3 separate regions of the Homo sapiens genome follow, and regions 1 and 2 are each linked to region 3. Evidence: chromatin contacts called from ENCODE Hi-C or POLR2A ChIA-PET data. All regions are on one chromosome and are shown on one strand. The core of a region is the stretch at or near the end of the contact, and the rest is flanking DNA. Distances in the headings are between cores, read along the strand shown.

Region 1 (2,906 bases), core at 86-2,585, 130 kb after region 3:
CCTCTCAAGTAACTGGGATTACAGGCATGTGCCACCACACCTGGCTCATTTTTGTAATTTTAGTAGAGACAGGGTTTCATCATATTGCCCAGACTAGTCCTCAAACTACTGGCCTCTAGCGATCCACCCACCTCGGCCTCCCAAAGTGATGGGATTACAGGCGTGAGGCACCGCCTCCTGCTTTTAATAACTACACTAAATTCTTTCCAATAGTAATCCTAACAGGAATGCTTTTAGAACTGGCAAAATGATTTTAAGGTTAACATAAAATAATAGACAAGAATGGCCAAGAAAACTCAGGAAAAAAATCTCAGAGCAAGTCTTCCTTTACTTGGACCTGGAGCAGGCATCTTTTTTGTTCATTGCCCCACTCAAGGGCCATGAAAACCAGAAACTGATTACCAAAGGACCCTGAAGGGCCAACTCAACACACTAAAACATCTGGGTTATTGTTTTAACTATATCATCTCTTACAGACACTTTGTATTCTAGTTAAACAGCAATATTCTATAAAAAGCCAGCATCTTCCCTACAGGGACTTAATGCATGATGCTGTTTTCTGCGAGCCTCATCTTGTGCCGCCACCCTCTTTTCTCTTAGTTTAGCTACAATGGCCTTCTTTCAGTTTCCTCTGTGCTAACTCAGGACCTTCATACCTGCTGTTTCTTCTGTATGAACTACTCTTCTCCAATCTCAGAACCATTACAACTGAGATTCTCTGCCTGCCATTCTCTCCAGTAATCTAGCCGCCATTCTCTCCAGTAATCTATCCACCCTTCACCTTCAGATCATGATCGCTCTACAGACCAGGTCAGGTGTCTCTGTTAAACACTCCACTCGCACCGTACTCCTTTTCCTATATACCACTTAATCCAGTTTGAAATTATATATTGATTTGTGCTTTCTTCATTCAACAAATATTTATCTCATACATATTTCATGCAAGGCCACGTGTGACACACAACAGATGAAGTAGAGAGAGAAGGGGCATGATCCTGTCCCTCGCAGAGCTTAGTCTAAAGGAAAGACACATTAATCAAGATTCTCTCAAATAACTTTTAAGTCCACAATTTAAATCACTGCCAGGGGAAACTAACGTGGATGGGAAGCTTAAGAAAATAAATTAACTAAGGTATGAAGGAAATCTTTACAAAAGTAACAGCATACGCAAAAGCCATGTTCTAGTAGTGAAGGATCAAGAACACTGTAGTAGCAGTCAAAGGAGAGTGTGCTGTTAGATGATGCTGAAGAAGTCACAAGGGACAAAGCCACACTTTGTGCACGTCAAGAACTTGGTCTTCGATCTACGTGCACTAAGTCACGGGCAGGTGGAGTGAAATAACCAGATTTGATTAATACATGACTTTCCCATTGGGCGGAAAGCTTCCTGGGGGCGGGGCCCACGCCCCGCCTCATTCACCGCTGCATCCCCGGAATCTAGAGCAGGAACTGGCACATAGCTGCTCAGTAAGCAGCTGTGGCCCAATGAGCAGATGGGGTTTGGGCGGCGTCGAGAACAGAGGCGTCCCTTCCATCCAGCCGCCCATATCCACAGCCTCCATTTCCCAAGGCGCCGATGCAGGCGTGGGGGAGCGAAGGCACCAGAGGGAGACCGGGACCGGCCCGCGAGCAGCCTCCGCTCCCCGGTCCCGGAGGGGCCGCCCTGTCTCCCTCCACTGAGGCAGCAGGGACGAAGCCGACAGCCTTCTCTAGAGGTGCAGTGCCTGAGCCTAGCAAGGACTCCTAGGCGACAAACCCCAACACTCACCTCAGGAAAAACAGAAAGCGGTGCGTGAACGGAAGTGCGTCACTACTTTGGCCTTGCACCCAGGCTCACACGCGTACTCTCTAGGATGCCGGAGCGGTCTTCTCAGTGGTTGTGTGGTTTTACTCCCGGGAGGAGTTTCCACCCGGGGATCCTCAGAGACCTTGAATAGGAAAGAAAGTATATCATTGTTTTCGCTAATCTCTAACCGAAATTTAGCATTTTCTTCTATGTTGGCAACAAACTACTGTAGTATCAGCCGTATCTGTGACTGTCACCGATAGAAATCACAGATATTTTCATATCACATTACAGTTGATGCAGATCTCAGAATATGGCTATTCTCGTCACTAATTTGAAATTGTCCTTGTTGTTATCGGGCCCACCTCAAGTCTTGTCATTACATTTCATCACGTTGGTAAAGCTGCACTTATATTTCTGTATCACAAATTCTAAAAAACTGTTTAATTGTATGTTCATTGGTTTTGAAGGTGTCACCAGACTGCCAAAGGGTCTTTGCACAAAAAAGCTGTCCTCCTTAGAGGTAAAGACCCAGACACGTTAAGAAAGACCAGGTCAGCAGGCCAGGCGCGGTGGCTCACGCCTGTAATCCCAGCACTTTCGGAGGCCAAGGCGGGCAGATCACCTGAGGTCAGGAGTTCGAGACCAGCCTGGTCAACGTGGTGAAACCTCGTCTCTACTAAAAATACAAAAATTAGCCAGGCGTAATGGCGGGCACCTGTAATCCCAGCTACTCGGGAGGCTGAGGCAGGAGAATTGCTTGAACCCGAGAGGTGGAGGTTGCAGTGAGCCGAGATTGTGCCATTGCACTCCAGCCTGGGCGACAAAAGCAAAACTCCATCTCAAAAAAAAAAAAAACCAAAAAAACAAAAAAAAACAAAAAGAAAGAAAGACCAGGTCTAAGGAGGGATATATTAAGTAACTATTTAGGAAGTGAAAACGGTGGACATTTTTTTTTTTAATGACTGAATACAAGGCAGCCAGAGCAATCTATAATAGCCATGAATTTTGGATGACCTGATAGATGAAGGTGCCATTAGCTGAGATCAGGAATTGAAGAAGAGGAGCTGGTTTCAGGCAAGAAGGTGAAAGAATTTAGTTTCAAAAATACTGAACACAC
Region 2 (2,848 bases), core at 349-2,848, 83 kb after region 3:
CAACAGAGCGAGACTGCGCCTCAAAAGAAAAAAAAAATAGCTAAAGTGTTAAATTTCATGTTATGTGTATTTTACAAGAAAGACCCAAAACCAGACATGGGGTCATGAGTTAGGGGTCCTGCAAATCCCAACAGCATTTTTCCTTCTTCCCCTTTAGCCAGCAAACTCCAGGCACTTTAGCTGGTGGTTTTCTTCCCTTTGCTCCCCTAGAAGAGCCACACAGCTGCAGGTGTCCCAGCCCGGAGGCTATGGGTAGCTGTCGTCAAATGGCTGGTGGGACCCCAACACCTAGTGGGCCAACACAAAGGTCAGAGATGGGGTCATCTGGGCAGAACTGCGACTGTGAGCCTCCAGATCTTTATTTGAGGGCTGACGCGCCCTCTGGCGGGCACCTGGAAGGGACAATGCACGGCCAGGCCCCTCCTCCCACCTCCTCCCTCACTGTCACGGGGAGCCCCAACTCCCCATTCCTTGCCAAGGCCCCTTCCTCCTAGCATGGTGACGCTGCCCTTCCCACAAGCACGGTGGCGTCTCCCGCATCGTACATTGCTCTTCCCACCCACCTCGCGTCCCGTCCCTGCCATGGGAAGTTTGCATTCCCAAGTCCTGCATTCCGATTTCTGTCCTGGGTCCATCTCTTATCTCCCCAGGGACCTGTTACCAAAGCCCCCTGCTCAGTCACTCTCAGGAGCCCGCCGGCAACTTTCCGCCTCCCCCACAGTCCTCGACAGCAACTCTACAATGTGGGCCTCGCAGCAGGATTTCACTCGATTTATTTTGTAAGAAAAGTTCACTTTTTTTTGTTGTTGGTAGAGACAAGGGTCTCACTTTGTTGCCCAGGCTGGTCTTGAACTGCTGGCCCCAAGCAATCCTCCCGCCTCGGCCTCCCACAGTGCTGGGATCACAGGCGTGCGCCACCGCGTTGCAATGGCTGCACTAACCACTCAGAGCGTCCTTGGGGTTCTGGCCTGCAGGGCGCGGCGTGCGCGGCCGGGCTTGCTAGGTTAGGGACCCGCTGCCCCAGGACTCCGGCCGTGGGCAGCTGTGACAGGGCTACTCCTCTGGGTCGGGCAGGGTCCAGCCCTCGCTTGGCCGGCGCCCCAGGGCCTGGCTCTTGGATTTTCCTCCCGCGCTCCCGGAAAGCGGGCAGGGGTGCAGCGAGCGCGCCGGCCGCCAGGGGGCACCAAGGGCCGGGGGCAGCAAGGACTCCTCGTGGCTTCTCCGCCCACCGCGCAGGGCGCAGACTTCCGGACGCAGGGCCCCGCTCCCCTGCCCCCTTCCAGACCGAGGCCAGAGCCGAGGCCCAGGGTCAGAAGCGCTGGCCCACGGCCGACGCATAGGCAGACAGGCCCTCGGGCGCTCACGCGCAGTCTCCAACTCCAGCCGGCGTCGCCGGCGCCAGCACCTCCGCGGGCGGCCCCAGCCTGGGAGCACGTGGGCCGCGGGGCTGCGGGCCGATGGCGGGGTGGGGACCAGCAGACGCGCGGGGATCCACGGCAGAACAGCCCCTTACCGTGGCGGGGGCGCTGAGGTCCCTCGGGGCAACCAGAGGACGGAGGCTTGGTGCCGCAGGGCAGTCGGGAAGGCTTCCTGGAGGCTGGGCTTGAGCCGAAGGTGGGTGGGATTTCGGTGGCTGGCAGGGGGTGGGGGCCACGCCTCAGGAACACTGAAGCCACTTGGGGAACAGGCGGCACAGTGAGAGATCCAGAAGGAGGAGAAAGCCGGAAAGCGAGCAGAGGTGGCCCAGACCGTGCAGGGGAGGTCCCTGAGACCCTGCCCGGTACAGGATGTGCTAAAGGACCACCTGGTCTGTAGTGGGTCTCTGGGCCTGCGAGCTAGGGGAAGGGGCTACAGGGGTCCTCGCCTTCCCCCAGGCTGCGGCGTTCCCCAGGAGAAGGCCAAGGTTGACCCATGTAGGATTCCCCAGCAGGTGGTCAACCCCTGGCCTGTGGAAGGGGCCTGCGGACAGTGCTGGAATGGAATGGAGTGCAATGGAATGTGTCGGAGGATGTCCTCATCCTCTCCAGGCCAGAAGATAACAGATGTGCAGGAGTGGAGATTTCAAAGGCAGAGAGAACAGGAGAGAATCCAGAGCCTCTTCCCAGAACCCCCAGCCCCTGCAGAGAGAGGGCCCCCAGGCCTCCGGGAGACTGTGCAGATGACACAGGAGCTCTGCTCCTCAGCGCATGGACGCCCTGCTTAGGCCTCGCACCAGGCTCTCCCCTCTACCTGCGGGTGCCTTGAGACAGGACAGCCATGTTTTCCTTTGAGCTTCTATTTCCCCTCCTGACCTAGCCAGAGCAGGCCCAGGTGTTCTCTGAGGTCCCTTCCAATGTGACAGGCCAAGGTGGGTGTGTGCACCTTGCACTGCAGGGACAGAACATGCAGATCCCGACTGAAGGAGAAAGACTTTAATCCTCCCCCTTCCAGGCCCAGGGCTCCAGTTAAGACAAGCAGAAGTGCTACTGTGCGGGGTTCTGGAGTCTCCTGTGCTCAGGTTTCTTGCTGTCCTGGTAAGGCCTCCACTGCACGCACATGGCTCAAGACTGGTGTGGTGAACACCAAGGCTACCCAGTCTCCTGGGTGGTGGGGTCATGTGACTTCACGAGGCTTTGCAGGTGTCTGACTGCCTTCTTCACCCTCCAGTCATTGAGGTCTGAGCAGATGACCTGCCCTGGACAGTAACAAGCCTACGGAGAGGGAGAAAACCGTCAGAGTCCTGGGACCATCCCCACCCTATGCTGACCAGGAGCCTGAGGCTGAGAGGCCCAGGGTCACATGGGACATTGGTGGCAGATCTGAGATATCAGGTTATGTCCTCTAGGATTCTCAATCTTCCATGAGTCCG
Region 3 (2,700 bases), core at 157-2,656:
TTGATGACTTCTCCCCCCAGTCTGTTCCTGCAAGTAACTCTAAACACATTCACCCTAGGCAAAGAACAAGTGGTTTTGGAACCTGCATTCTCTATTGCCCCTTTGAGACTCGCTCTGGGCTTGGCCCTCTCTCCAAGGGACAACCCTCTCTCTGTCTCCTCCTGGGTTCCCCTCTCCCCCAGCGACCTCCTTTTCATTCTCACTTACCTCCTTGCCTTTCACTCTCCTCTTGGAAGGTGGTTCAGCTAACACTCATTAGCACATGTTAAAGATCGCCAATTCATGTCTCAGTCACTCCGTAGCAGGAGAGGGGAGAAAGGAGGGATGATGCTGTCACTCTGTGGGTAATGTGTCTTACCTTACCACACCACAAGGCCAGGACAGACCCCTAAGGGCTCAGACCGCAGGAGAGAATGGGGAGAGGGCCCAGCTCCCTGCTGGGGAGTCCTGTCTGCTGCCCTCAGGATGTGCGCTCAGTAGCTGCGTCTATTTTCTCTGAGACCAGCTCAGAACATCCCCAAGACAGAGTTGGACGTTGTTCTCTGTCCACTGGAGCAGGCACATTCCCACGATGTCCCTAGGTGGGCGTGGTTAAGACCTGGTACGGGTTGATCTAGTTCTGCCACCCCCTGGCCAAATGTCTAAAAGCCCCCCAGAGCATGGCCAGCGTGAGGCAGGTACCAGGGGTGGAGGGAGGCTCCGAGGGGACGGATATACGAAGACCCAAACAGACAGTGGAAGCCCCCCACCCCCACCCCACACCACTTCCATCGGAATCCTCCCGGGGCACTGCTGATTCCAGCTGCTCCCCACTAAAGCCTTGAGAACTCTTGGCTGCTCTGCAAGACTGAGCCCCATGAAGGAGCCACGTGCGGCGTGGAAAGAGTGCTGAGTTCAAATTGTAGCCCTGCCACTAATTTGCTGGGCCAGTCACTTAATCATCTGAAGTCACAAGTACCTCATCAGAAAAGTGGTCCCAGCTCTTCCTGCTGTGGAAGGATCAGAAGAGAGGAGGCACGACAGAGACCTAGTGAACTCCGAAGCCCGAGTGCTAAATATTTGTCAAGTTTGTGTTAGTATTACTATTAGTGTTGTTACTGCTGTTATTATTATTGCTACTGCCAGCAATAATAAGTGGTGGATGTACTCAAGACGGTCGGGAGGGAAGGCAAGGGCAGCCTCTCCCTCATTTTCACCGAAAATCCTCCGGGTGTCCCTGGCCCCGCGCCGAGGGGTCTCAGCGCAGAGGTAAGGGCCCTCTAGGAGTCCGGGCCGAGCCTCTCGCGCCGCCGCCCCCGCCGCGCCGCGCCCCGGTCGGATTCCCTGAGCGCGCGCGCCCCCTTCTGGCGGCCGGGCGCAGGCGCAGGCTCCAGAGCGTATATAAGGGCAGCGTGGCGCACAACCCCAGCGCGAGTGCCAGAGCCCAGCCGGCGCGGAGCGGGAGCGGTGCAGGCTGAGGTCTCCGAGCGGCTCGCCATGGCTGGCCCGCAGCAGCAGCCCCCTTACCTGCACCTGGCCGAGCTGACGGCGTCCCAGTTCCTGGAAATATGGAAGCACTTTGACGCAGACGGTCAGTAAAGCTCCCAACTTCTGTGCCCATTGGCACCCAGGGGACCTGCGGTGAAGGGGGCAGGGGGCGGCGCTGAATGCGGGCAGGTGTACGTTTGCCCTCAGGAGGTGGTCTGGTCGCAGAGCCTGCTGGGGTAGTGGTCCCGGGTTTGGGAGACATCCGGCTGCTCTGGGCACAACTGTCAGTAACTTTCTTCCCTAACATAGATGACCCAGAGCCCACCCGCATTTGCACCTTTATTCTGAGCAAGTGGGAGCTTTCTCAGAGAGGTGGCCTGGGCTGGGAAGGCCTCCAGGTTCCCCCTGCCATCTCCCCCACCTCCCCTGCCTTCAGCTGCTCCAGCCACAGGTCTCAGAAGACCACTCATTTCTTTCCTCCTCTTCCCCTTTTGTTGAATGCTAGGTTAGCCCCCTTACCCTGCTGGAGGCTGGGATAAATTAGGGGATCCTGAAGGGAAACGTGGCCTCCCCAGCTTGATTGGCTGGGAGCAGGAGTGGAAAATGGCATTGGGGGCCCTGAACACCCCCCTGCTTCCTTTGTCCATTTTCCAGCCGCCGTGGGCATGTAGGTTTCCCAATACAGCAGCAGTGGGTGTGGTGGCGGGCAGCGTTGGGGTGCCAGTCCCAGACCTGTTCCCTCATAGTGATAATCCTGGGTACTCTTGGTGACTTCATCTCTGGGTAGGGGGAGGCACCACCCTAAGTGCCTCAGTGACTAACCCTCTGCTCTGTGTGGTCTTGACACTGACTCACCCAAAAAGCAAGGGCCAGACCAAATGACCTTTGGAGGTAGCCCCCAGCACTGGGATTCCAAGTGTCTGTGGTGGTCTGACTCAGGCATAAAGGGTGGTCCTCCTTTAGAGGCTTTTGATATCACTAGAGACTCTGTTTCTGTTACTCCGAAAAAATAAGTGATCTGATTTCCCTCTCTACGCACAGACCTGGCTAAGATGAGCATCCAAAATATCCTGGCATCTCAGACATTTTGTGGTGTCTGTAGCTACCCTCCCCTCGGGTAGCTAATGGCTCCTGGAGGGGCTGACCCCAAAGGGAGGCCAACGGGAAAGGCTAAGACAGATGCTGTCTCCAGAAGACAAGTTCTTAACCACTGCACTGCACAGCCCCCCAGGG

What was found. A loop is a pair of places that touch in the nucleus more often than their neighbours do. ChIA-PET counts read pairs that join two places held with the same protein, here RNA polymerase II (POLR2A). Pooled maps may share reads with other maps.
Region 1: a pooled map shows a loop between it and region 3 (2.0-fold over the local background). The contact joins the enhancer-like site here to the promoter of CALB2 in region 3. A Hi-C loop is called at or near these places in 2 of 168 maps with a recorded cell type or tissue (GM12878 and HCT116), 1 of 37 single-sample maps with no recorded cell type and 9 of 50 pooled maps.
Region 2: a pooled map shows a loop between it and region 3 (2.0-fold over the local background). The contact joins the promoter of TLE7 here to the promoter of CALB2 in region 3. A Hi-C loop is called at or near these places in 1 of 50 pooled maps. POLR2A ChIA-PET finds 5 or more read pairs at or near these places in 2 of 52 experiments (activated T-cell and activated naive CD4-positive, alpha-beta T cell).

What each region holds. Positions count from the first base shown.
Region 1 is chr16:71,482,821-71,485,726 of GRCh38, forward strand. It overlaps ZNF19 (zinc finger protein 19), which reads right to left. Exons shown (of 6, transcript NM_006961.4): 2 at 1,769-1,928. Among named protein-coding and RNA genes, the nearest start is that of ZNF19, 5.0 kb to the right of the region's middle. RefSeq lists an enhancer at 1,048-1,957 and a silencer at 1,525-1,804. Within about 2 kb of position 1,336, at least 41 of the 41 ENCODE cell types and tissues checked have a DNase peak (open chromatin) inside an H3K27ac peak, as active enhancers do; they include GM12878 and HCT116, where a contact is called at or near this core.
Region 2 is chr16:71,440,456-71,443,303 of GRCh38, forward strand. It overlaps TLE7 (TLE family member 7), which reads right to left and starts at 1,599. Exons shown (of 10, transcript NM_001367365.2): 1 at 1,514-1,599.
Region 3 is chr16:71,357,317-71,360,016 of GRCh38, forward strand. CALB2 (calbindin 2) reads left to right here and starts at 1,407. Exons shown (of 11, transcript NM_001740.5): 1 at 1,407-1,570. The coding sequence starts at 1,477. RefSeq lists an enhancer at 1,138-2,103 and a silencer at 1,206-1,435.